2 separate regions of the Homo sapiens genome follow, and region 1 is linked to region 2. Evidence: chromatin loops called from intact Hi-C (ENCODE). Cell type or tissue: stomach. All regions are shown on one strand. Each heading gives the region's core, and the rest is flanking DNA. Links, peaks and the distances in the headings are about the cores only. Region 1 overlaps SDF4 (stromal cell derived factor 4). Region 2 holds the start of TTLL10 (tubulin tyrosine ligase like 10).

The links. A loop is a pair of places that touch in the nucleus more often than their neighbours do. Peaks named below come from ENCODE experiments on the same cell type or tissue, not always from the same donor. Only the 100,000 strongest peaks of a DNase experiment are listed, where the experiment ranks them.
Region 1: it touches region 2 in a loop (1.9-fold over the local background); 11 of 110 quality-filtered maps call a loop at or near these places.

The regions. Positions count from the first base shown.
Region 1 is chr1:1,214,884-1,230,804 of GRCh38, forward strand. SDF4 (stromal cell derived factor 4) reads right to left here. Exons shown (of 7, transcript NM_016176.6): 2 at 13,585-14,063; 3 at 8,949-9,085; 4 at 8,361-8,474; 5 at 3,886-4,044; 6 at 3,575-3,750; 7 at 2,048-2,805. The coding sequence starts at 13,889. The coding sequence ends at 2,629. Among named protein-coding and RNA genes, the nearest start is that of TNFRSF4, 8.7 kb to the left of the region's middle. In stomach, for the core only: no CTCF peak of the experiment used is centred there; a DNase peak (open chromatin) is centred at 7,526; H3K27ac peaks cover 631 bases.
Region 2 is chr1:1,169,064-1,179,727 of GRCh38, forward strand. It overlaps TTLL10 (tubulin tyrosine ligase like 10), which reads left to right and starts at 4,817. Exons shown (of 16, transcript NM_001130045.2): 1 at 4,817-4,863; 2 at 5,222-5,258; 3 at 5,361-5,426; 4 at 10,126-10,270; 5 at 10,594-10,664. The coding sequence starts at 10,153. MIR200BHG (MIR200B, MIR200A and MIR429 host gene) reads left to right here. Exons shown (of 2, transcript XR_007065348.1): 2 at 1-1,275. It overlaps TTLL10-AS1 (TTLL10 antisense RNA 1), which reads right to left and starts at 10,492. Exons shown (of 2, transcript NR_173246.1): 1 at 10,302-10,492; 2 at 3,993-7,333. It overlaps MIR429 (microRNA 429), which reads left to right; the gene lies at 1-24. RefSeq lists enhancers at 1,743-2,310, 6,534-7,052, 10,108-10,607 and a silencer at 4,967-5,056. In stomach, for the core only: no CTCF peak of the experiment used is centred there; a DNase peak (open chromatin) is centred at 4,798; H3K27ac peaks cover 719 bases; H3K27me3 peaks cover 7,535 bases.

The sequences.
Region 1 (15,921 bases), core at 3,484-11,483, 48 kb after region 2:
CTGAGTGTGCCTGAGCACGGCAGGTGTCTATGGCTGAACTGTGCCCCTTAAATTCCTGCGTGGAAGCCCTAACCCCCATGTGGCAGTGTTTGGAGACAGGCCTCTGAGGAGGTGGTGAGGGTGGGTCCTGGATGGCCTGGCGCACACGGGCACGCAGGCAGGTTTCCACCTTCTATGCAAACAGTTCTCAGGTTCCAGGTTTGCCCAGAGGATGCGAACTGCCCGGAGAGCTGGGGAGCAGGTGCGGGGCTGGGGGCTCCCTGGGCCCTTTCTGCACCTTTCAAATAACTGTGACCAGCCTGTGATTATCCAAAAGTTCATTTTTGAAGTTGCAAGTGGAGAGGGGCCTCTAGGAACAGAGCAGCAGGGAAGGGGCTGGAAATCCCCTCCTCCCAGGAGCACAGGAAACAGCTGCCTGTCCTCGGCCCACCCGTGGGGAAATTCCCAGCCGTGGAGCCCGCTGGCCCTGGAGAGGGAGGGAGTGGAGGGAGAGGCCACCCGCCCTCGGACTGAGGGTCCCTAAGTTGGTCACCCTCCCCACGTCCCCACAAGTAGAGAGGACCCTGGAAGGGCTCAGAGCATCCCAGACAGTGTGTGTACCTGCATGTGCACACCCCAACCCAGGTGGGCAGAGGAGGAAAGTTCTGGCATTTTGTGGAAGGTTCCACCCAGCGTTCACAAGGGTTTCCCACTGACAGTGAGAAAAAGCTTACATTTGCAATTGGTTCCTTGGAGGTTCAGGTGAACTGGGGGTCTTGGTGGGCAACACTGCTCTCCTGGGGCCTAAGTGGCCACATCTGCCCACAGGTGCAGTGAGTGGGGCCCGTGCACCATGGAGAGGGCACCCCCAGCATATTGCTGGCAACTGCAATGGCCCCAGGATGGGGCACGGCCCCTCCTGCTTGAAGCTGCCCAGGAAGCTCAGGTCTCCTTGTCCTGGGCTTAAGGTCACAGGTCCAAGAAAGCCCTGCTGTGTCCATGGAACCGGGTGTGGCGTGGCCACAGGAGGCTGGACACTGACCCAGAGCTCAGGACCCCCAAGGTCTGTAAGGCAGCCTGCAGCTCGAACCACATCCCCAGGAGCTGGGCTCCCCGCTCCACACAGTAGTGTCGCGGGCGGCACAGGGCAGCCCATGAGTGGCCACTGCTCCTCCAGTACCAGACTGGAGCTGGCTGGGGCCTCTGAAGGGCCAGGTGCCACCACATACCCAGCTGTCCCCCCGCCTTCATGTCCAGCACAGCATGGCCTCAGCTCACACCTCCCACCTCTGGGTGCACGGCCCTCAGCACAGGGCGTCGAATGCTGCTGCAGCTATGATGGTCCCTGGCTGTGGCCTGGGGCCACGGATGGGGAAAGACAGAGTCCAGGCCACCGAAGGTTGGCTCCAGGGAATTACAGCCCCTTAGAGCAGGGCGTGGGACCATCCTCCCACCACCTGCGCTGGCCGTGGCTCTGTGAATCTCGTTTGCCTGGGAACCAGCCCAGGTGCCAACCCGCCCTCTCGGCCCCACAGGGGCCCCTGGGCAGGTGGGCTCAGGGCAGAGGCCGGTCACATGGGCACCACAGGGCAGACTGAAGAGGACACACTCCCGGCTTCCCTGAGCTCCCACTGGGAGAGCCAGGACACAGCCTGGGCCCCCACACGCCACAGAGCAGGACCCCCACCAGCCGTCCTAACACACCCCATTCTCTGCCCCATCTGGGGCTAGGCCTGCCCCACTGCACCCAAAGACCTTGCCATCCTCCACCCAAAACCCCCAGGCGGCTCTGTCTCCTGCCTTAAATGTCCAAACCCCAAACTCAGTGGGCACGTCTGCTGCCCCCTGACCCCTACTCACAAACGCAGCGCTGCCCTCCGTCCTCCCAGAGCCCCTGCCCGTTGCCACCTGCCAGGAGAATCACCTCGAACCGGCCATGACCTCCAACCCTCCACGTGACCCAGCACCAGCCTCCAGCGCTCCAGTGGAAACTGTAACCACAAACCTAGCACGCTGCTGTTGTGTTTTGTTTCACGCCCAAAGAATGAAGCTGACCAAAAAAGGCAACTATATTTAAAGTAAATGTATGTGATTCTTGTCACAACAAATATTTGCATTTTCTCAGCGGCAGCTGCGGGACCTGGGTGGCTCCGACACGCCAGGCCCGGGAAGGACCCGGCACCCTCCCCTGAACTTCCTGGCTACTCATTTCCAGCGAAGTTTAATCTATTTTTAATAATCGTTCAGTTTTCAAGGAAATGGAGGAGCTGTTTTTTCCCACGGAGCGGCGGCCCTGGGAGGGGCCGGGCCCAGAGGTTCCGGCCGCGATGCCGTCAGCGCCTTCGGCAGAGTGACTGAAGCGAGATTTCGTTCTCAGAAGTGAGATGCCACGATTTCGAGGGACCAGGGAGGAGGCGGCGCCGCGGGGCCACAGCCCAGCCCCGCGCCCCGACCGCGTCACAGCCAAAGCCCCGCCGGGGTGCGCGCTGCAGAGGGGACACGCCGCTCATCAACTGGGGCAGCCGCGGTCGGTCGGCCGGTGGCGGGCGGCAGGGAAGAGGTGGGGTCCGGGACAGCCACGGAGCCCGGAGTCACCCGCGAGGCCGCCCCGGTGGTGCGTGGGGGGCGGCGCGGGGCGCGGCCGGGCGCTCAAAACTCCTCGTGCACGCTGCGCGCGTAGTCCACCAGCTTGCTGCCCGTGAAGAACTCGCTGTACTTGAGCACCTCCTCGGGCTCCAGGTGGTGGTTCTGGTTCTCGTCGGCGACGGCGATCATCTGCTTGGCCTCGTTCAGCGCGTTGTACTCGTTCATGGGGTCCATGTAGCTCTGCGGGCGAGCGGGGCACAGGTCAGCGTCGCCTTTCCCCCTCCGAGCTCCGCGGCCAGCCGCACGAAGTGGCTATTTAAGGTGCCTATTGGCTGCAGCGGGAGTGTGGGCACGTTCTGGAAGGTTCCCGAAGGGAGGCGGCACAAATGAAAACACAGGGCAGGGAGAAGCCGGGGGCCCCGGAAGGCCTGCCCGGGGCCAGCAGGGGTAACGGGGCACAGGGGCTACACAGGCCTGGACCCCAGTTCTGAAGGATCCCTAACCTGGGCCGGGCCCACTGGCTGTCGCCAGGAATCACAGGATTCTACATAAAAACAAGATGACTCACTCAGCAGTGGGAGAAAAACAAGCCTACACATGATACCAGTGAAAACGCTTCAGAGGAAGGTGGTAAATTCCAGCCATGTGGCACAGGCCGCCCCGCCCACCTGCACCTGCTGGGCCTTGGACCTGCCTCCATGCTGGGCCCAGCATGAGCTTCCCCTTGTGGTCCCGTTAAAAAGGGGCTGTGAGAACCCTGACGCCTCCGCAAGGGGCTGAGGATGGAGCCCGGCCAGGCTCGCCTGTCTCTGATCCGTCTGAACCTAAACGCCAACAACGGCCATGCAGCCTGGTGGACACCGCTGAGCAAACGCCCCAGTGACCAGCCCAGATGGAGTCTCAGGCCAGACACCAGCACAGCTTCCTGCCTCAGGCCCAGATCCACCAGCCCCTCCCGCCACAGCACCTCGCAGGGCCGGCTCCGGGACACGGCTGCGCCAGGGCTCACCTCCAGCTCCTCGGCGGTCACGATGCCGTCGTGGTTGGAGTCAATGAGCTCCTCAAACTCCTTTTTTCTGTCTTTCACCCAGTTGTCGTCAATGTCCTGGCCCTGCTGGTTCTCCACGGTGCCCACGGGCAGGGAGATGAACTCGGGCACAGAGAGCTGCTTGTCACCGTCCTGGTCTGCGAGACGGGAATGGGTCAGCCCACACCCAGGCTGGGGCTCCCGCAGGACCTGCCCCGACCTCCCGACGATGCCCGGCCCCTGCCAGTCGGTCCTGGGTCCTGGCGTGCCGGCCAGGCTGGACCCAGCCTCACCCAGGTCCCGGACGATCTCCTTCACCATGAACCTGAGCATTCCCCGGCTGTGCTCGGGGTGGAGGAACGACAGGAACTCCTCCTCCGTCAGCAGCAGGTCTGCAGGGGGGCTGTCCGCCTGGTACCAGCGGTCCTTCAGGTTCTCCAGGACTTCCTGTGCTGAGAGGGGCGCAGCCTGTGGGTATCGAGGCCGACAGACGCCAGCACGCAAATCCAGAAAGTTCCGAGAGGTGCTGCCTGAACTCGAGGGACACAGCCACCCGCGAGACCGGGGCCCCACCCTCCAGGATTCACACGTCCCCAGAACATGGCCCAGCCCCTAAGACACAGCCTGGACCCCCGCCAAGACATAACCCAGAGCCTCCCACAGGCCTGATCCCCAAAGGCATAGCTTGGACCCCTCCACACAGCCCGGACTCCCCAAGACAGCCTGGACCCCCCCCTGCCCCAGACCCCCAATACATGGATGGCCCTGACTCCCCACAGACACAGCCCAGACCCCCAGGACATGGCCTGGACCCCCCACACAGCCCAGACCTCTCAAGACATGATCCAGAACCTCCCCATGGCCCAGACCACCCCAGGACACAGCTCAGAGCCCCTCATGCCTGGGACCCCTCAGGATGGGCCTGGGCCCCACCCCCCACACCCGCGCCTGCCCCTCTGGAGGAGCGGAATCACCCTGAAGGCTGACGTGCGCACGGCGCCGCGGGGCGAAGGACTCACTGCCCTTTTCCGTTTCCTTCACGTGTGACGTCACAGGGAGGAAAACACAGTTTCTAGAAATGACTGAGACTGGGGCTGAGCAGAGCTTCCCAGGAACCCTCCCAGCCGGGACACGGCACTGCCTCTGGGTGTGTGGCCCCCGCTCTCCTGCCGTGCCCACCCGGCCCCAACGGGCCCTCACCCCGAGGTCCCCACACATCCCAAGGACCCAAGCCACCCTGGGTCTCCAGGACAGAAACACCACCTCCTGCCCCATCTTGGGGCTCACTGCAGTCAGTGGCCAAGTCCAGTGTTGAGGCCCACACTCAGCCCCCTGCACGTGAGGCCCGACTCTGCCCTGGCCGAAGCCCCTGCCACAAGCCCGGCAGCCTCTGCGTCGCGCTCACTGCGGGATGAGGCCCAGCTGCCGTCCCATCTTATCCCTTTCTGAACAACCTCCATCTACACGACCGGTTCACTTAAAGGAAGACAGGAGTGACGGGGCTGTGGTTCCTGGGGCACCCCTCCCTGTCTGCTCCACCGCAGCTCCTGGGATGGATGGACGGGGCCAAACTGAGACCCATCCAGGAGAGGCACAGACGCCCCAGACAGGCCGGCCGAGAGACGCTTTCTCCAGCACAGGATTCTCACAGCCGCCGCCGAGCCCCAGCACCAACCTCAGGCTGGTGAAGAAGCCTTGAGTCCCAGTCCCTCCCCACGAGCCGGGCCTCTGCTGTTAGGGAAGGATCTGGAGAGACCCTCCTGGATCAGGGAGAGTCAACGACTGCTGTCCCTGTGAGAAGAGGACGCAGACCCAGAGAGAGGCAGCGATGGAGGCGGGGGAAGGGAGTGATGCCCGCCTGCCACGCCTTCACCGCGGTCCCCAGAATCAGGTCTGAGGCGCGAGGACAGCAGCCCCCGGACTCACGCGGTGACCCTCGCAGGAGCCATGCAGGGAGGGGTGGGAGGTCGCAGGAGTGACGCCTGCCAGCGCTTCCCAGGCCCCTCCTCCAGGACCCGGCAGCTGCTCTTCCTGAGCCAGAAACCAAATACCCAAAGAGGTCGGGGGGTCCTAGGCACCCTGAGGTCGGGGAGGCCAAGACGGATCGGACACGGGTGGGCAGGGAACAGCACCTCAGCATGCATGGGGACCCCCAAAACGCAGAGTGAATTCTAAACACACCTCTGCTGAGTCCCAAAGGTAGACGGAGGCTTCACAGAAATGTCACAGAGCTCTAGGTCCAGGTGGGCCATGTCCTGGGCAGAAAAGACCCAAATAAAGTGGCACCAAGGAAAGACAGACACAATCAGAGTTGGGGGGCGGGCACGGGCAAGGCCTCCTGCCCCAAGCACATCGCCAACAGGCCGGACCAACGGGATGAAGCTTAAAGACGCAGTCAGGACAGCAGGGAACGCGGGACCGGGGTGGAGGCACGAACCGTGTGTGGGGAGGAAAATGTAAACCACTCTTTTGGAAAGGAAGTAATAACGTCCAATTTGGCCGGGCACTGGGGCTTGTGCCTGTAATCCCGGCATGCTGGGAGGCTGCGGCAGGCAGATCCCTTTAGCCCAGGACTTTGAGACCAGCCTGGGCAACACAGGGAGATCCTCTTACTTTTAGTTTTTTTAATGTCCAATTTGCAGGATTTAGAACGGACAGGACCAAACTCCAGATAAGAGTACGTGAACTGGGAAAAGAGCAGGCAGAGCCAACAGGCTCAAAAGTCTCCGCGTCATTCTAGAAGGTCAAGGCCAGGCACAGGGGCTCATGCCTGCAACCCCAGGATGGGGAGAGGCCAAGGCAGGCGGGTCACTCGCGCCTGCAACCCCAGGACGGGGGGAGGCCGAGCGGGTCACTTGAACCCTCTGAAATCCAAGAGTTTGAGACCTACCTAGGCAACATGGGGAGACCTTGTGTCTACAAAATATATGTTTTTGAATCAGCTGGGCATGGTGGCACACACTGGTGGTCCCAGTCACTCAGGAGGCCGCCCCCATGGGGGCTGGTCACATGATATGGGCCGTTCCTGGCAGGAACGTATCTTACACCTTTATTTTTCTGTCCTCCAAGGAGGATAGATTGAGCCCAGGATGTGGAGGCTACAGGTGAGCTGAGATCGCACCACTGCACTCCAGCCTGGGCAACAGTGAGGCCCTCACTCTTAAACAATTAAAAATTAAAAATTAAAAAAAGAAAGAGGCTAAGACTAGGCGCAGTGGCTCACGCCTATAATCCCAGCACTTTGGGAGACTGCAGTAGGCGGATGACTTAAGTCCAAGAGTTTGAGACCAACCCGGCCAACACGGCAGAATCTATCCGTACAAAAAATACAAAAATTAGCCAGGCGCGGTGATGGTGCCTGTGGTCCCAGCTTCTGAGGTAGGAGGATCGCCTGAGCCCTGGAAGGTACAGCTGCAGGGAGCCGAGACTGCACCACTGCACTGCAGGCTGGGTAGCAGAGTGAGACCGTCTCATGAAAAAAGAAAGAAGAGGTGGTTTGCCTTGAGACTCTGGTGAGGAAATGTGTGTTACTGATAAGTTAAGCAGGCACAAAAAATAAAGGTGTAAGATACACCCAGCCTGCCAGGAGCAGCCCCGTATCACGTGACCAGTCCCGTGGGCGACACGGGCGCCCTGCAGGGCAGCAGAGAACCCACCCCAGGATGCCGGGCAGCGACGGAGCAGGCGACTCTGCACGTTCTCCTCAAAGCCCCAAACCAGACCACGGGCATGACCGGGAAGGGCACACGGAGCCCCAGGGTGGCAGCAACGCCACGGTACCCGCTCAGCTGTGCCTCACAACTGGGCCAGCAGGGGCTTCTGCCTGGACGGCTCTCCCAGACCTGGCCCCGTGCAGGGTGGCCCGGCTCTCCCCTCACCTGGCCTTAGCCCGGGTGCCGGGCCCCACCCGGCCCCACCCTCTTCACGCAGAGGCACCAGCTTGGACCCGCCCAGGGCTGAGGCTGCCCTGCTGGCCAACGGCCACACCCCAGACCCAAGGAAGAGCCTCTCCCTGGGACCTGACCGCTCTCTGGTGACCACCTGACGGCCACACAGATGTCTCCAGCAGACCCAGGCCTCAGGGCCAGGCCCTCAGGCACAGGCTGTGCCCTCTCCCCAGGAAACTCTGCCTCACGTGGCCTTCAGAGTACGGGGCAGGCCCCAACCCAGACTCACAGCCTCAGATTCTCTGCAGGACCTAACTGAGTAACGGCCGTGAAGGTGCCGTGACCAGCAGAGCTGAAAGCTGCCCAGGCACAGCTCACACGCTCCCCACCGGACTCCTGGGCGGCGCCTAGGTCAGCAACGGCTTCACCCACTTCCCTCCTGACAGCCACCACCAACCAGGTTGGGCCATGCTGTTAAGACGAACACGTGTGCACACAGCGGGTGTGAGGGCGCACTCACCTGCATGTACTCACGAGCCTACATGAACAGCTACCTGGATGTACTCACAAGCACACGCACAGCGCACTCGTACACACGACACGCACACACGTACAAGCACATGCACAGTGCACTCGTACACACGACACGCATACACATGTACTCACGAGCACACACACAGCACACGTACACACAACATGCACACACGTACTCACGAGCACGCGCACAGCACACTCGTACACACGGCACGCACACACGTACTCACGAGCACACGCACGGCACACTCATACACGACACACACGGCACACTCATGTACACACAACACACGCGCGCACACACAGGATGCCTGAGACCGGTGGCGGGAGCCTGGCTGAGCACTCACTTTCCTCATCCACTTTGAGTTCCTCGTTGAGCCTGATGGCGTCGGCAACCTCCTTCTCGCTATGGCCTTTACTCGCCAAAAACTTCACCTTATACTCGTCCCAAGACACGTGACCTGGAAGAGCAGATCACACCTGTCAGGGCCTCTGATACTGAGCTGAACTTCCTTCTCAACTGAGATGGGGTCTTGCTCTGCTGCCCAGGCTGGAAGCGGCAGGATGCCAGCGTCTGGAGCCCCAGGGCCCCGGCCAGCACCCCACACCCGTTTCCTCACCTGTGAGGCCAGCCGGCAACGTCTGTGCCTCGGGGCCACCAAGAGGCATAGACACCACCAGATGAAGGCCCCGAAGACATAAGAGGCGCCCTCCATGGGCCACGCCCAGTGCTTGGCACACACACCTCTGTCACCAGGATTCTGGCATCATGAACCCAGCTTCCGTGCACCCCACCACACCTCGGGGTCTCCGGCTGACACTTCCCCACCGCCCGTCCCTCAGACAGGGCCTGTCTGCCCTCCAGGCACCAGGCAAGGCCCATGGCCCTGCCCGCCCCGCCCACCGCCCCACCCACCCCGGCCCAGCCACAGTACCGTCCCCGTCAGGGTCCACGGCGCGGAAGTGTGTCTTGCTCTCCTCCATGGCCTCCTGGAAGTGCTCGGCCGTCTTCTCCATGATCCAGCGCTGCATCTCCTTGGCACTGATCTTCCGGTCAGTGTTCACATCCACCCTGCAAGACAGCAAATGGGCAGGTGGCCGTCAGACTGGGCCCCCAGGACCCCGAACAGCCAGACGGATGCCGCCGGCCCAGGACTCCATGGCTGCGTGAACCTGCCACCAACAGCGACAGGCTCCACCAGGCAACGCGAAAAGCGTCCGGGACGTGGGGCTTGTGGGGTGCCGGGCCACGCCAGAGACACTGGGGAAGGTGGATGCCACGGTCCCCTCCCCGGGGAAACACATGGACCCTCCCCCTCTGTCACACAGAATCACCACCAGACCCCACTCTCCAACCACAGCTTCCAAAAGTCACACTCTTCACGTTTTATTTTATTTTTTGAGATGGAGTCTCACTCTGTCACCCAGGCTGGAGTGTGGTGGCGCAATCTTTGCTCACTGCAACCTCCGCCTCCCGGGTTCAAGCGATTCTACTGCCTCAGCCTCCCGAGTAGCTGGGATTACAGGGGTGCACCACCACGCCTGGCTAATTTTTGTATTTTTAACAGAAATACGGTTTCACCATGTTGGGCAGGCTAGTCTCAAACTCCTGACCTCAAATGATCCACCCACCTCAGCCTCCCAACGTGCTAGGATTACAGGTGTGGCCACTGGGCCCGGCCCATGTTTTATTTTCGATGCTTCAGGTATGGCTACACAAAAACCTTCATATAGGCAGGACGCAGTGGCCACACCTATAATCCCAGCCCTTTGGGAGGCTAAGACAGGTGGATCACTTAAGCCCAGAAGTTCAAGACCAGCTTGGGCAACATAGGGAGACCCCACCTCTACAAAAACAATTACGAAAATTCGCCAGGCGCGGTGGCGTGCACCTGTGGTTTCAGCTACTCAAGAGGCTGAGGTGGGAGGCCTCCCGAACCTGGAATGCGAAGGTTGCAGTGAACTGTGATCACACCACTGCACTCCAGCCTGGGCGGCATACCGAGACCCTGACTCAAAACAAGACAAAACAAAATCCTTCATATAAATTTAAGTTGTGAGATTTAGGAAGAAGACCGTGTGGGGACTTAACATTGTGTGCAAGGATGGAAGAGACCACAGACTTGGGGGATAGGGACACAGACTGGGGACACGGGGCCAGCGCAGGCCAGGTCAGGAGGCCACAGGCCCCAGGACAGGTCACTCCCGTCCCAGCTTCAGAGCTCGGCTTCACCATTATGTCTTTGTGGAAGCCACAGGCTCCTACCCCTGCTGCAGCCGCCCGTGTCCTGAGCTCACCTGTTGGAAACTTAACCCCCAGGGCAACAGCACTGGGAGGCAGGGCTTCCAGAGGTGCGAGGTCTTGAGACCCCGGCTGGTGCGTTTGCCGGAGGCATCCCCGAGAGTAGGGTGCCCTGGCCCCTTGCCTCTATGCTCCGCTCAGGGGCAGCCGCGGCCACGTTATGAGGTGGCAAGCAGGCCCTCGTCAGGCAGGTGTGGCCTCTGGGACCTGGGCCAGGCAAGCTTCGAGGGTGCACACACCGCAGGCACGGCTCAGAAGCACTGGGCAGAGATCCTCATGGAAGAAGGCCAGGCTGCCGCTCACACGCGCCCCTCCCTCAGCAGCCGCAGCAGCCCAGAGGTGGACGGGCCTGGGAGGCACCCTCAGCTCCACAGTCCCCAAAACACACCGGCTGGGGACGGGGCCACCCGGGTGGCCATGTGGCAGGTGGGGCACCTGGTGGGTCTCACGTGGACACGTGCATCCTCGAATGCTCCGGTCACGCTCCACACGCGCCACAGACACAGGCCACACGCTCCACACGCCACAGACACGGGCCACACACTCCACATGCCACAGACACGGGCCACACACTCCACACGCTCTACACACTCCACAGACACAGACACACACGAGGCAGAGCAAAAAGCAAAAAGGTGGAAAGAAACCACATGGCGCAGGATTCCAGTCAAGATGTCGGCAAGGAGTCACTCATCCAAACTCAGGTGCCTGAAGACACGGCTGCAGGGCGGTGCACGTACATGGAGCTGGCACGCACACACGCAAGTGCACAGGCCGGTACCCACGTGTACACAGCACACACACGTGAACAGGGCTGGCAGAACACAGATGTGACTGGGCTGGTGCACACACGCATGTTATCAAGTTCTGGCTCCTGAGAGAACAAGGGCAAGACGCCCAGTGCCCAGACCCTGGCTTCCAGCTCCAGCCACGGGAGACAGGGCTTCCTGGAAAGGCGGCAGCTATTGCACTGGGGCAGGTGGCACGGAGGCGAGCCCAGAGCATCTCACCGTGCCAGGAAGCGGGAAGGAAAGCCTGGAGCATCTCGTGGTGCAGGGAAGCGGGAAGGAAGTGAAGCTCAAAAGCCCCTAGGACAGGGCACCTCCCCTCTGGATGCTCTTTCCAGAAACCCTCAACCCTGTACGGTCAGGAGGAAACATGGCACCTCCCCTCTGGGGGCTCTTTCCAGAAACCCTCAACCCTGTACGGTCAGGAGAAAACACATCCCACAAGCCCAAACTGAGGGACAGCCTAAAACCTCCTACCCAGCCCTTCTCAGAACTGTTACGTCCTCACAAAAACGGGAGAGTCTGAGACACCGTTCCAGCCCAGAGGAGACAGAGGAGACAGGACAGCTGAGTGAACGTGGGTCCTGGAGGGACGGGGCCCTACGCAGGAGAAGGGCGAGAAGGGACCCGCGTGTGGGAAGGGAAGTCTAAACACCCACAGCGGCCGCTGTCGCCGCTCGGCGCAGGAGTCAGGGAGACCCGGAGACCTGCTGTTACTTCCCACTCCCCATGCCCACCTCCTCAAACGAGACAGCTTGGGGTTTCGTTACAGGCACCAAAAAGAAACCCCGGTCCAGCTGGAGACGCACCGAGCAGAAGCCTCAACTCCCCTCGCCCAGGCGTGCAGCCCACCCCCAGCACCGGCTGAGCAGGGACGGGGACCCTTCCCCTGTGATGCCGCGAGCCAGGCCTTCGTGAGCTCAGGGGTGGTGAACCTGACAGGCCCCAGGGGCACCAGCAGCCTCTTCGTGGGTTGGTCAGCTCACCACCAAGTGAACTCAGGCCACGCAAGGACCCCCGAACCGTACCATCTGAGGAGAGGTGCAAGGGGACACCACACCTGGTGCCCAGGTCCTCCAGCTGGCACCGTGCCTCCGTCCCACCAGCTCACCTGTGCTCCGCCCGAAAGCCTGGATCCTCAGGGCCCTCCCGCCTGGCCCTCAGCCCAAGGGCCGTGGCACAGCCAGACCAGTCCTCACACCTTTCCTACCTGCTCCTGCACCCCAGGACCCCAGCCCTGCCCAATCCCCTTGCTCACCAGCTTTGCCACCTGCCCCTCTGCACTGGTCCTGGAGCACCAGGCCCGGCGGGAAGGCGAGCTCGTGGCCAGGCCCTGCGGGAAGGCGAGCTCGTGGCCAGGCCCGGCGGGAAGGCGAGCTCGTGGCCAGGCCCGGCGGGAAGGCGAGCTCGTGGCCAGGCCCGGCGGGAAGGCGAGCTCGTGGCCAGGCCCTGCGGGAAGGCGAGCTCGTGGCCAGGCCCTGCGGGAAGGTGAGCTCGTGGCCAGGCCCTGCGGCGGGGGCTGCCTCCTTGTGCCCAGGTCTCGCAGGTCCCAGGAGGCCCAGGGTGTTCTCTCACCTGCACCTCGGCTCCCTGCCCGGCACCCTGGCTGGCCTGGGGGACTCACGGGCACGCCCTGACCCTGCTCTGCCTCCAGGGGTGAGGCCAGCGCTGAGTGCAAGTAGGTTCCAGGGCCACACCGCAGGGCACCCCGGCCGTGCCGTAAGGAGTAAGGCGCCCGTGCAGGACCTGGCTCCTTGTGGGTGAGTGGTCAGGTTGACCCATCTTGGACCCCTCACAACAGGCTCTCGAGACTCAGGGATGGGGTCGGGGGAGAAAGCTCGGCACTAGGCACAGAGGCAGCAAGAGGGTCTCGGGACTCAGCAGGGTGGGGGCAGTGACGGCCAAGGATGGGCCACTGACAGCACAGCTCTGCTCCCGACCAGGCCAGCAAAACAAGCCAACCCCACACACCCCCAGCCTGCGTGTGATACGCGGCCCGTGTGTGACAGGGACCCCAAACACACAGGGTAGAGGGCGTGTCAGGAGGAGCCCAGAGCACCCTGTACCAGCTCTCCAGCCACCTGTGGCAGCCCCTCACTCCTCAGCCAGGCCTCGTCCAACTGGGGCTGCAGCCTGCGGAGGCTGCCCGTGGCCGGCGTCTGCCCCTCAGCATGGAGGACGCTGACCACTGCAGTGCCGCGTGGGCTCCTCCAGGCTGTCCTAGGGACGGCCACACAGGCCCACTCTGGCCCTCTGAGCCCCCGGCGGACCCAGGGCATTCAAGGAGCGGCTCTGGGCTGCCAGCGCAGGCCTCCGCGCAAACACAGCAGGCTGGAAGTGGCGCTCATCACCGGCACGTCTTCCCAGCCCGGCAGGTCCCGACACAGGGCCCGGCGCCCCCCACCGCGCAAAGCCAGGATAGGAACACACAGGCGAGCGCACGCGGACAGCCCCCCAGTCTGGGCACATGGCGGCACCTACTTGGAAAAGATGACCATCAGCTTCCTCCGGCTCCGCCGCGGCTCCGCGTCCTCATCAAAGCCACCCAGGTCCTTGCCTAGGAAGACCTCCTGGTGGAAGCCGCGATTGAGGTGCCCGTCCATCTCCAGCTTCACCCCGTTCAGGTGGTCTGGGGGCAGGATCTCATTCTCCTCCCTGTTGGCTACTCTCTCTCGAGTGGACGAGTGGTTGGCAGGCCGTGCAGACGCGTCCATCAGAAGGACTGCCCCCAGGAGCCAGAGGCAGCACGGAGCCAGGCCAATGAGGGGACCCCACCTGGACGCCATCGCCACCCAGGGCCAGACCATGGGGCGGGCTGCAGGGTGTGGGCCAGGTGCTGGGAGGGGCAGGGGCAGGGGCAGAGGAGGAAGTGAGGTCCTGGCTCCAATCCAATCCCCGGGCACCACGGAGGGCTCTGTGTCCCCAGGACGGCCGCAGGATGGGGACAAGCAGCTCACAGTCTGCAGAGAGACACAGACACATCATTAGCAAGACTCAGCAAAGACTTCCCCAAGCACGTCTATCCTGCAACATGAAACATATCCTCGATTCACAGGATCCAGACATGTGGCATCGCCTTCTCCAGACCACACGTGGCACTGCCTTCTCCAGACCACACGTGGCATTGTTTTCTCCGGGCCACACGTGGCATTTGTTTTCTCTGGACCACACGTGGCATTTGTTTTCTCCGGACCACACGTGGTGTTTTTTTCTTTATTTTTAGAAACAGGGTCTTGCTCTGTCACCCAGGCTGGAGTACAGCGGTGACCACAGCTCACCGTGACCACGAACTCCTGGGCTCAGGTGATGCTCTGGGCTCAGGTGATGCTCTCGCCTCAGCCACCGGAGCAGCTGCGACCACAGGCGTGCACCCCCACGCCCAGTAATTTATTTTTATTTTACTCTTTGTAGAGACGGGTCTCGCTGTATTGCTCAGGCTGGTCTCAAACTCCTGGCTTCAAGCGATCCTCTTGCCTCAGTCTCCCAACGTGCTGGGATTACAGGCGTGAGCCACTGTGCCCGGTCTTTTTTTTACAGACACTGAGTTTTCAGCCCTGTCTCTCCGTCTTTCCATCTCTCTCTCGAGCTGTCAGCACCTCCAGGGGCTAACCTGTCCCCATCGCCCAACACCTGCAGCACAGCTTTCCTGTGGGGCCCGGCTCTGTCCCTCCTGGCATCATGCCACTGACCCATGGGGTTAGGGTCACTCTCCAGACCCTGACTTGAACATTCTTGAGATCTATGACCTTAGCTAAGTCATGTGGCCTCCCCGGCCTCAGCTTCTCACTAAGAAACAGGAGGCTCCCCCTCTCCCCCCGACTGACCAGGCTTTGCGAAGACAGCCAACCCTAAGTGCAGAGGGCGTCAGGGCCTGGTCCCAGCAAACAAACACACAACCCCCACACACAGATGTGCACACACACATCCACACTCACGCATGCACGTATTACACACATGTGCCCTTGCCCACACTCGCGAGCGAACGCCAAGGCCGAGGAGCCCAGAAGTCTGTCCTGCCGTCCGAGGCGTGGCCAGTCCTGGTGGGAAGCAGGGGCTCACAGGGCCTCATGCCTCATGTATCCCAAAGGGAACTCGGGGTCCTTCTCACCCACGAGCCTACTCCTTTCACAGTCTGCCCCTCCGGCAAACACCTGCGGGTCCTTTCGGGTGCCGCTGAGGCCCCGCCATGTCACAGCTGTTCCCTCAACACACATGGACTGAGACTCCTGTTCTGTGGCCGTCTTATTCAGCTTCACTGTTCTGGCACCTGCCACTCTGCCTGCACACAGTAGGCGCTCAACGAATGCTACCCTGGGTAATATTAAACGAAAAAATGCTGCCTCCAGGTATCGAGAAACACCAGTGGGGCCGCCATGAAAGTGGTCCTGAAGTCAGTGCAGTCTGCCACAAACCAAGAGGGGTACAAGCCTGAGTTCCCCCAAGGAAGGAAACCCTGGGTGAGGGGCTCATGTCTGATTTTTTTTTTTTTTCTGAGACAGAGTCTCACTCTGTCGCCCAGGCTGGAGTGCAGTGGTGCAGTCTCGGCTCACTGCAACCTCCACCTCCCAGGTTCAAGTGATTCTCCTGCCTCGGCCTCCCAGTTAGCTGGGATTACAGGCACCCACCTCCACTCTCCACTAATCTGTATTTTTAGTAGAGATGGGGTTTTGCCATGTTGGCCAGGCTGGTCTCTAACTCCTGACCTGAAGTGATCCTCCTGCCTCGGCCTCCCAAAGTGCTGGGACTATAGGCGTGAGCCATGCACCCGGCCTGATTTTCTGAACATGGCTGAGGGCTTTTCCCTTCCCTAGTGGTGGC
Region 2 (10,664 bases), core at 1,257-9,256:
CTGGTAAAACCGTCCATCCGCTGCCTGATCACCGTTAGAGGAGAGAGCTGCCTGCCCTGCAGCTCATCAGTGCAAAGCCGCCCGGTCTGGGGCTCTCATGCCCCCCTCACTATGGCCTGTGCCCATCCGCAGCCCATCAGTGCAAAGCCGCCGGGGTCTGGGGCTCTTGTGCCCCACCCTCGCCATGGCCTGTGCCCACCCGGCCTCCTGGGGCCCTCGAGCTGTAGTCCCCGGGCAGATGCTGTGGACCCCGTGCTATCAGCCTGGCCCCTGGGGTCACAGTCACAGATACCCGGAGCCCCACCCCACAGCCCCAGCCCCCTCGCCACCTGGGGAGGCTGAGACAGAAGCAGCTGGGCCCCCCAAAGTGCCTGAGCCCAGGGCACGGAGGAGCACAAATGCCCAGCAGGGACAATGTCACAGCGTCTCAGCGGCCAGGCAGCAGGACGCAGAGACCTCTGGGAGGTTCCCGGGGCCAGCCCTGGCCCTCCTCCTCCAGGGGCCAGCCGTGGGATGCAGACCACACTCTCCCTCCAGGGCCCATCTCTGGGGCTGAGGCGGGCGGGGCCGGTGCCCAGCTGCAAGACCATGGGATAGGGAAGGCAGGTGCTTGGGGCCACGCAGCCCTGCACTGGGGGCCCCTCCACCCCAGGCGGCTCACGAGGTGTCATCTGGAGCTGTCCCCAAGCCGGGATCTGCAGGTTGACCTCCCCCACCCGGGGCTATCTCCAGACCCTCTTTCCTCCCTGGGGAGATGGGGCAGTCCCCCGCAGGGCCAGCTGAAACCACCCCCATGCTGCTGCCGCCTGAGCGACGTGTGTGGGGAAGAACTTGGAGTGCCACCCCCAGAATGTGGCGTCCACCTCACCAGACCGCACGGGTGAGCCCTGGACTGCAAGGTGCATATAACACAAGGTTTGGACACACCTGGAGAGCTCGGGCCAGGCAGGGCCACACCTGTGAGCCTGAGCTCATCCAACACCGCCCGGAGCTCGGGGACCTTCCCCATCCCAGCACCTCCTCACCGCTGTGCCCGTCTGGCCAGTCCCTCCAAGCACCCCTCGGATGAAGTTGCGCCCCACACTGCAGTGGGGCTCACTCTCCACAGCGCCTGCTGCGTTGCACGGGGTGTGACAGGAAGGACCCTGCTGGGGCTGGCGGGGCCGTACCCAGAGCCTCCCTGTGCGGTTTCTCCTCCTCCTCCTCCTCTCCATAAGCACCGGGAACAAAACAGAAAAAAGTCTTTGTATAGTAATAAAGTCTGCAGTTCACGCACCCATGCTTGGACCAGCTCCTTATTTTAACCACACGTGCACAGACCCCCGCCGTGCAAAGGGCCCAGCTGAGGACAGAACCCCAGACACTGCATCCGGCCCCGGAGGCCCCCAAGGTTCCTGGGAGAGGCTCCCTCCCTCCCTTCCCTCCTCTTTCCCTCCCCCTCCTCCTTCCTCTCCTCCATCCCTCCTTCCCCCTCCTCCCTCCTCCTCCTCTCTCCGTCCCTCCCTCCCTCCTTCTTTTGCTCAGGAATCTTCCCTGACTCTCCTGTGGTCAGCTCAGGTCAAGGTTCTGGGGGAAGGGGGAGTCCCTGAGTGGAGACACCTCAGCCTGTGCTGAAGGGAGCTACCGAGGGGGCAGCCGGTGGCCCTGGGGGGCCTCTCTGAGCAGGTGACCAAGAGCGTATGGTGCCGGCCAGCAGGAGCGAGGGCTGCGGACAGGATGGAGGCAGCCAGGCGCCAGCCAGGAGGGCTTCCTGGTCCAGCCACACCTGCCCCGGTGACAGCCACAGGTTGGTGGCAAAGGGGCCACCTCCCTTCCAGTGGCAGGGCCTGGCCTGCCTGGAGACCCCACCCACTGCCCGAGAGGTGCCAGGCCTCCCCCATTCTGCCTGGCCCTGGGGGCTGCACCCACCTGGACACGCGGGCCGGGCACACCCACGGCCCAAGGTCCTGCTCCCACCTGCCCTGCGCAGGAACCTTGCTGGGGCTACAGGTATCCGTGGCTGCCACACCACCCAGATTTTGGGATTAAGGGGCAGAGTTTTCAAGTTTGAACTCAGGAAAGCTGTGAGGGACGAGGTAGTGCCTGGCTGGGGAGCCTGGGGGCTTCTGAGGGCGGTGGGGAGTCCTCAGGCCTGTGTGGGGCCCCAGGGAGGGGAGGCTGCAGGGGTTGGGGGACCTGCCCGCTGCACCCCCTCTCCCCCCACACAAGGAAACCCGTCCTCCGAGGTGTGTGTCCAGATCACATCCTCCAAAGGCCGGTGCGCCACAAAGATGAACACGGGGCTCTCCCTCCCAGCCCAGGGGCAAGGACCCTGCCTTGCTCTGTTCCCGGAAGGGCCAGTTCTGGAGAGGAGCTGGGCGAGTCCTTCCCATCCCCATCAGCTCCTGTCAGGCCACCTGCCTCAGCCTCAGGGAGGAGGGGACACACGTAGGCCCCTTCCCAGAGTCAGAGCTTCCGAACCCGGATCTGCTGCTCCCAGCCTGGAGAGCCACAGCAGCCACCGAAGGAACCCCCCACCCGTCACCCCCACCAAGTGGGCCCTGCTCCCCGAAGGCCCAGCCACTCAGCCCAGGACCTGCCCCAGCCCCACCTGCCACCTGACCTGAGGCTCCCAGAGGGCAGAGGGGCCTCCTGGGTCTGCTCCGCACCAGGGTCCAGCGGGACCATCTCAAAGCTTGAGCACCAGGCGCAAGGTGGGAGTGCGGGGAGGGGACGAGGACACTGTTCCCAGCTGGACAGAACCAGGAGGACGGTGGGAGACGCCCCCCACCGCCCCGCTTCCGAGAGCTCTCTCTTCCTTCCAGGGACTCCCCAGGGACAGCCGGGGCCCCTTCTTCCCCCACAGCTCAGGCCCCAGGGACACAGAGCGGGGAACCCCCAGGCTGCCGCCCCGGCGTGGGTCGGGGAGGCGGCTCCGGAGCGGGCACCACACTCTCGAAAGGGTGGCTTCTCCTCCCGGCTGCTGAAAAACCACACAGGCAGGCACAACAACAGACGCTTACGCCCGCATCTGGAGGCCAGAACTCCAAAGCCACAGGGCAGGCAGGGCTGCACCCCTCTGGGGGCTCCAGGAGAGGACCCTGTCTGCCTCCCCAGCCCCTGCCAGCTCAGGCATCAGTGGCTGTGGCCGTGTCACCCATCTCTGCCCCCCAGTCCCACGGCGTCTCCCCCACGTCTGCGTCTCCTCTCTCCACCTCCCTCTCAGGGGGGCAGAGGCCATTGATTCAGGGCCTGCCCTGGGTGATGTCACTAGAGATCCTGACGTAACCCCACCTGCAAAGCCCCTTCTTCTAAATAAGGTCACATTCGAGGTTTCAGGGCTATGATGTGGTTGTCTTTTGGGGGCACCACCAGCCCCCTGCAAGGGGACCCTAAGCACAGAGGCCCTCGTGACCCACGCAAAGCTCTGAAGGACACGGATGGGTAGGGGACACGTGGCTGGAGGCTCAGAGTTTGAGGCAGAGGGGATCAGACCGTGCCATGGGTCATGCCAGGAGCCCAGGACTCCCAGACCTCGTATCATTAGGTGTTTTAAAGAGAAGGCGAGGGCAGGCCAGGCGCAGTGACTCACGCCTGTAATCCCAGCACTTTGGGAGGCCGAGGCGGGCGGATCACCTGAGGTCAGGAGTTCAAGAGCAGCCTGGCCAACATGATGAAACCCTCTAAAATTAATAATAAATTAATAATAAAATAATTATAATAATATAGAAAATAATATATAAAATAATAAATATATAAAATATAAAACAAAATAAAAATAAAAAATAAAATTAATATTAAAAATACAAAAATTAGCTGGGCACTGTGGTGGGCACCTGTAATCCCAGCTACTCGGGAGGCTGAGGCAGGAGAATTGCTTGATCCTGGGAGGCGGAGGTTGCAGTGAGCCGAGACCGTACCATTGCACTCCAGCCTGGGCAAAAGAGTGAGACTCCGTATTTTGAAAAAAAAAAAAGAGAGAATGTGAGGGTTAAACAAAGACACACAGAGATGGAGAAAGGGCAGCCTTACATCAACACGGGTACATTGCAAACACCTGCAGAGGTGGGGGACCAGCTGGATGCCAGAGCCCACTGCCGCCTACGGGCTGGGGTGCCTATAGGTATGGGTGGGAGCGGCCCGGGCCACACGGCTTCAGGATGAGGCCGTTTGTTTGGCCCTTGTTCCCGCAGAAGGTAATCGTGATGTTCCTCGGTGTTTTTCCCCGCAGAGTGTTCAAGTCAGGTGTCGGGCAGGCTGTTCCTCACGGCCCAAACCCCTGCGGAATGCTTCACTTTGGCCGAGGTCTGTGACACAGCGAGGGGCTTACAGAAAGGTGCAGTTTGGACCGATAGATGTGAGTCCCCCTCTGGGGGGCACTCACTTTGTGGAGCCCCCGGTTCCTGTTTGCAGAGGGGGGCACAGTGGCACCTCGTCCGCTGTGGAGTGAGAACAGGGACCCGACCACGTGAAGCACAGAGAATGCTCAGGGATCGGCAGCCGTGTATCCAGCCAACATCACCAGGGTGCACGCAGAGCCTGGCCCGGGCCAGGTCCTGGGGTGCTGAGCATGGGTGGGGCCTGAGAGACGGCTCAGGGACCATCCTGGGAGGGCCGGGCGGAGGGGCAGCAACTGGGGCTCAGGCTCAGGCAGTCCCAGCAGTGACTGGGAGGCAGCTGTGCCCATGAAGCTGTGCCCTTCTCCAGCCTCAGCCCTCAGCCCGGCTTCCCGGGCTGGCCCCGCCACTCAGCAGCCCCTCCCCATCCTCCGAAAACCCAAGCTCACCTCTGGGTTCCGGCTGGGTGGGGGTTGCCAGGAGACGGTTGCCAGGTCACCACTGTTGTTTCCTGGCCCAGGCTCCCAGGACCTTGTGGGCTGGGCAGGTAAGAAGCGCCGGCGGCCACCAGCTGGGGTCCAGTGGGCTCGGCCCCGCCCTCCTACGCCCTGCCTGCGGGTCCCCTCGGGAGGCTGCTCAGGAGAGGAGGAGGCTGGGGAGGGGACTGGACAGGGATCGGGTAGGGTGGGGCCAGGCTGAGCCTGCTCTGCGGGTCCCGGACCCCAGCGCCACCGTGCGAGAGGCTCGGGTCCAGGCCAGGCCGGGGAACGGTGTGTGTACCCGGTGGGGTGGGAGGGCTGGGCAGCCCTGGGACGAGCTCCGTGGCCTGGGACCAGGTCTGCCTCCGCAGAGCAAGTCCTGGACGGACGGCTGCTTGAGCCCACAGGTCGTGCGTCCTTTGACAGCGGCCTCCGGCCGGGAGGCACCAGCTCTTCGAACAATGTCAGTACCTTCCTAGGGCCCCACGTGGCCAAGCTTGGATTCTGGGGGGAGAACTCGCAGCAGGACACTAACATGTGGTCGCTTTTTGGATGATTTCTTCAGGTTTAAAAGTCTCTTCTGTTCATCCTACCGGGGTGCCGTCTCCTGCCGGTCTTTTCATCTCACCAGGTAAAACGCTTATTTTACAATTTATTGTAAGGTCGTGCACCAAGTTTCCACGCCGCCTTTACACCGTGTCCCCACCGAGGGGCGTCACAACCGTCCTCCACACCGGGCGTCACCGGCTTCCCAAGTCCCACCGCTATAAAGGACACGTCAGTCAGCATCTCGGAGTGAGACGCTTTCCTTCTGGATTCAGAATCGCGTCCGTCAGAGACTCCAAAGCACATTTGCTAGATCGACAGGCGTGAGGAGCCAGCGGCTCCCGGCGCTTGGGAGGCTGCGTCCCACCTGCATTCAGGCCCCGGGTTCACCACACACACAGCGGGCAGCTGCTTAAGAAACCTTTGATTTCAGTCCGGGGCGGTGGCTCACGCCTGTAATCCCAGCACTTTGGGAGGCCGAGGTGGGCGGATCACGAGGTCAGGAGTTTGAGACCAGCCTGGTCAACATGGAGAAACCCTGTCTCTACTAAAAATACAAAAATTAGCCGGGCATGGCAGCAGGCGCCTGTAATCCCAGCTACTCAGGAGGCTGAGGCGGGAGAATTGTTTGAACCTGGGAGGCGGAGGTTACAGTGAGCCGCGATTGCGCCATTGCACTCCAGCCTGGGCGACAGAGTGAGACTTCGTCTAAAAAAATTAAAAAAAAAAACACCTTTAATTTCAATGACAAGAAATAACAGCTCACAACTTATTTAGTTATTTGTGAACATCATAAGGACATAAAGTTAGAAAAGCCCAAAGGAGGCCTCAGGCTTACGATGAAATCAGCACCTGGCTGCCTCTTCCAGCTGCTGCTTCTTCTGCAGCAGAAGAGACGGAGGCAGTTTCCTGGGTGGGGGGGTGGGTGCTGTGCTTCCGCTTTCTAACTGCCTGTTTCCAAAAAGCACCTGATGCTGCTGCTTCTGGAGCTTCCAGTGCAGAAATTCCCCGTGGACGGTGAAAGGGGCTTGTCTTCCACACGCTGCCCTGTCCATATCATCCCGGCACGAATGATGTTTGGGGCAGAGCTGCCCGGCCTCCCCGGGTGGTGCCCATTTGTTTTCCTCAGAGTTGGCGATCGCCTTGCTTTTCACATGTGCTTGTGTTCCCGCCTATCCTGAGCTGTCCCTGAGCTCTCTGCCTCCCGTCACCCCCACAGTCACCATCACCACAGCCCTGCAGACTGCGCAGTGTGTGGCGGGTGCTGTCCTGACATTACATGTGGAAACTCCATCTTTGCAGCAACCCTGCGAGGCTGCTGCTCCCAGCTGCTGTGCAGGTGGAGAGAGGCTGCTGTTGTGCAGGTGGAGAGGCTGCTGCTCCCAGCCGCTGTGCAGGTGGAGAGAGGCTGCCACCGTGCAGGTGGAGAGAGGCTGCCGCTGTGCCGGTGGAGAGGCTGCTGCCGTGCAGGTGGAGAGAGGCTGCCGCTGTGCCGGTGGAGAGGCTGCTGCTCCCAGCCGCTGTGCAGGTGGAGAGAGGCTGACGCTGTGCAGGTGGAAAGAGGCTGACGCTGTGCAGGTGGAGAGGCTGCTGCTCCCAGCCACTGTGCAGGTGGAGAGAGGCTGACGCTGTGCAGGTGGAGAGGCTGACGCTGTGCAGGTGGAGAGAGGCTGCCGCTGTGCAGGTGGAGAGACTGCTGCTCCCAGCCGCTGTGCAGGTGGAGAGAGGCTGACGCTGTGCAGGTGGAGAGAGGCTGACGCTGTGCAGGTGGAGAGAGGCTGCCGCTGTGCCGGTGGAGAGGCTGCTGCTCCCAGCCGCTGTGCAGGTGGAGAGAGGCTGACGCTGTGCAGGTGGAGAGAGGCTGACGCTGTGCAGGTGGAGAGGCTGCTGCTCCCAGCCGCTGTGCAGGTGGAGAGAGGCTGACACTGTGCAGGTGGAGAGAGGCTGACGCTGTGCAGCTGGAGAGAGGCTGACGCTGTACAGCTGGAGAGGCTGGGGCACACAGTCATCAGGTCAGCTGCAAGCTCACAGCTGCTGCATCTTTTCCCTGACAGCTCACTCCTGTGAGAGTCTTCCAGGCTTCCCGGAGGGACGGATGTCTCCTCACCTTTTCCCACCTCCACACCTTTTCCCACCTCCACACCTGGTAGGCCAGGTATGGAATTCCTGGAATTCCCGGCTGGGAGCCTCCTGGGCCGGTTCCAGCCCTGTGTGTCCCCAGGAAGGCTGGAGGGCTGCTAGTGGCCTCGGTGGGCACCCAGGGCTGGCCAGGACCACACCTCCTTCCTCCGGCTCTGTGCCTGTATCTCCCCGGGCCTCCCCTCTCGCCTGGGGCTCCACGGTGACCCTGCTGTGCGGCACCTCGGATTTACACCCACAGTCCCATCCCCAGGGTTCCCTTCTGGGCAGTTTCCTTGACTTAAATCCCAACCCCGGTGTTGCATTTTTAATTCCCACCGGCTCTTTTGTATTCTCTGTGCCTTTGCTTTAAAAGCACGCGGCTCTCTGAGGGGTCCTGTCTCCATCACCCCAGCCTTTTCCAGGCTGGTTTGTTTCCCTGTTTCTCCCCTTTTCTCTTCCTCTGTGTGCGTCTGTGTGTCTGTGTGTCTACATGTCTGCGTGTCTGTGTGTGTCAGCGTCTGTGTGTGTGGGTGTCTGTGTGTGTGTGTGGGTGTCTGTGTGTGTGTCTGTGTGTACGTGTGTGTGTAGACGTGTCTGTGTGTAGGTGTCTGTAGGTGTGTCTGTGCATGTTTATAGGTGTGTGTGTGCATGTCTGTAGGTGTGTCTGTGCATCCATGTGTCTGTGTGTGTAGGTGTGTCTGTGCATCTGTGCAAGTGTCGACATGTCTGTGTGTGTCTGTGTGTAGCTGTGTGTCTGTGCGTGTGTGTGTGTAAATGTGTCTGTGTGTCATTCTTTTTTTTTTTGAGACGGAGTCTCGCTCTGTCGCCCAGGCTGGAGTGCAGTGGCACGATCTCAGCTCACTGCAAGCTCCACCTCCCAGGTTCAAGCTATTCTCCTGCCTCAGCCCCTCAAGGAGCTGGGACTACAGGCGCCCAACACCATGCCCGGCTAATTTTTTGCATTTTTAGTAGAGACAAGGTTTCATCATATTAGCCAGGATGGTCTCAATCTCCTGACCTCATGATCTGCCCGCCTCAGCCTCCCACAGTGCTGGGATTACAGGCGTGAGCCTCCGCGCCCGGCTGTCCTTGTGTCACTCTTCTTCACACTTGGGAGTCCCTCTGATGATGCCTGTTGGGCCTGGGCAGCCCCTTTGGCTGAGAGTCAGTACTTTAGAGGATCCCCTTCCCCAGCAGGAATCCTGGGTGCTGAGGGCCCATGAGAAGGAGCTGAGGTCTCCCATTTAATGCAGAGTCTTGCACGCACACACCTGCTCCGTGCCTGCGCAGGGTCCAGCCTCTTCCAAAAGTCCTCCTGTTCTGGGTGGGGAGGGGTCTCAGGGCTCCTGACTTCTTCCATTCTTGCCCAGCCCACCCTAGGAAGAGGGCGTGAGGCTCTCCCAGACACAGGTGGGGGGCCCAGCCTGTGTTCCGCTCCTCCCTGAGGACGGGTCCCAGTGGCCCCACCCGACTGGGTCATCGTGCAGACGGCTGCCTCAGTTTCCCCACCTTCCCCTGCCCGTGGGCTTCCTCGTTGTCTCCTTCCCTCCTGTCACTCAGGCGGGGCAGGGAGGGGCAGACACAAAGGCTTCCTGCGGGTGAGATTGGTGCCGAGCTCTGTGCCCAGCCTGGAGCCTCAGGCCTACCCCAGCCTTCTCCAGCCTCAGAGCCCCCACAGCCTCTGCCCAACACTGCCGTGTGCTCCCCTGTCTCCTGGGCGAGTTCCTTCAAACCCTTGAAAGCCCTCACCTAAGCCGGGCACAGTGGCTCACACCTGTTATCCCAGCACTTTCAGAGGCCGAGGCAGGCGGATCACCTGAGGTCGGGAGTTTGAGACCAGCCTGACCAACATGGAGAAAACCCATCTCTACTAAAAATACAAAAAGTTAGCTGGGCATGGTGGTGGGTGCCTGTAGTCCCAGCTACCTGGGAGGCTGAGGCAGGAGAATCGCTTGAACCTGGGAGGCAGAGGTTGCAGTGAGCCTAGATCGCCCCATTGCACTCCAGCCTGGGCCACAAGAATGAAGCTCCGTCTCAAAAAAAAAAAAAAAGTTCTCACCTCCCAAGCAGCCCCAAGATGGGTTTGTTTGCTGGAGACAGAGGTAGAAAGATCTGTCGAGGAACTGGCTGAAAATTCCTAAGTTGCAACATGGGAAGGTGTTGCTGGAGACAGTGTCCTGGGGGTCGGGCCTGGCACCCAGGGGCGGCCGCAGAGGAACCCTGATGGCAGGTACCAGGCGGCTGCACACAGCCCACAGCTGGGCTCCGGGGTCAGCAGCGGAGACAGAGAAGACCCCTGCTCAGGCCAAGGAGCCCTCCCACCCTCCATTCTTCAGGCAGGCGCCCCACCCAGCAGGCCTGACGCTGCCCCTCCTTCCAGCCGGCACCCAGGCCGAGCTCAGCCACACCTGAAGAGCCGCTCCGGCCAGGGAGGACATGCCCGGCAGAGACAGGGTGCAGAGACAGCCTCGCCCCCACACGGCGCCAGGCCCCACAGCTGCCACAGAGACGGGAGCCAGCCGCACGCAGAGGCTCAAGCCCACGGCCCTGGGAGGCGCCCTTTCCTGGGCAGGGTGGGCCTGACTGCCTGCTCCATCCAAGCACTGGGGCCTCGGGCCGCGCGGAGGTCCCACAGGAGGGTCAGAGCGGCATCTTCCCTTCAGGGCCCTCGCCCGGGCACCCCCCGGCCAATGGACCACAGCTGCACCCGGTTCATCCACCGCCGGGGACCACCCACTCGGACCCGAGCCGGCTTCAAGAGGGGCAAGAGGCCAAGGATCCAGCAGAGGCCTCGGGCTCGAGTCTCAGGTGAATAGAGCAGCCCTGGGTGGCCTCCTACCTCTCCAAGGCCAAGGCCTCCCTGGGACGGGTGCCCCATACCCAAGGAAGTCAGTCGGCCTCATGGGGCAGGGGCAGGATCCACACATGGCCATGCCCCGCTGCTCCGAGAGAGGGGCCAGCTGTGGGCGCCGGGCTCTGCAGGCACAGAGGGGAGCTGTCGCGCTCCGCGGCCCAGGGTTCCGCCTGGCTGGCACCACCCCTGGAAGGGCAGCCCCTCGTCTCCCGGCCTGACAATGGCCCCTTGGGTCACCCATGACATCATCATGGACATTGTGACCCCTGCCCTCCAGGGACCATCCCTGCGTCACGTCTGCACCCAGCACCGGCCTCACAGCCCGGCCCCTGCCCTGCACCAGGCCAC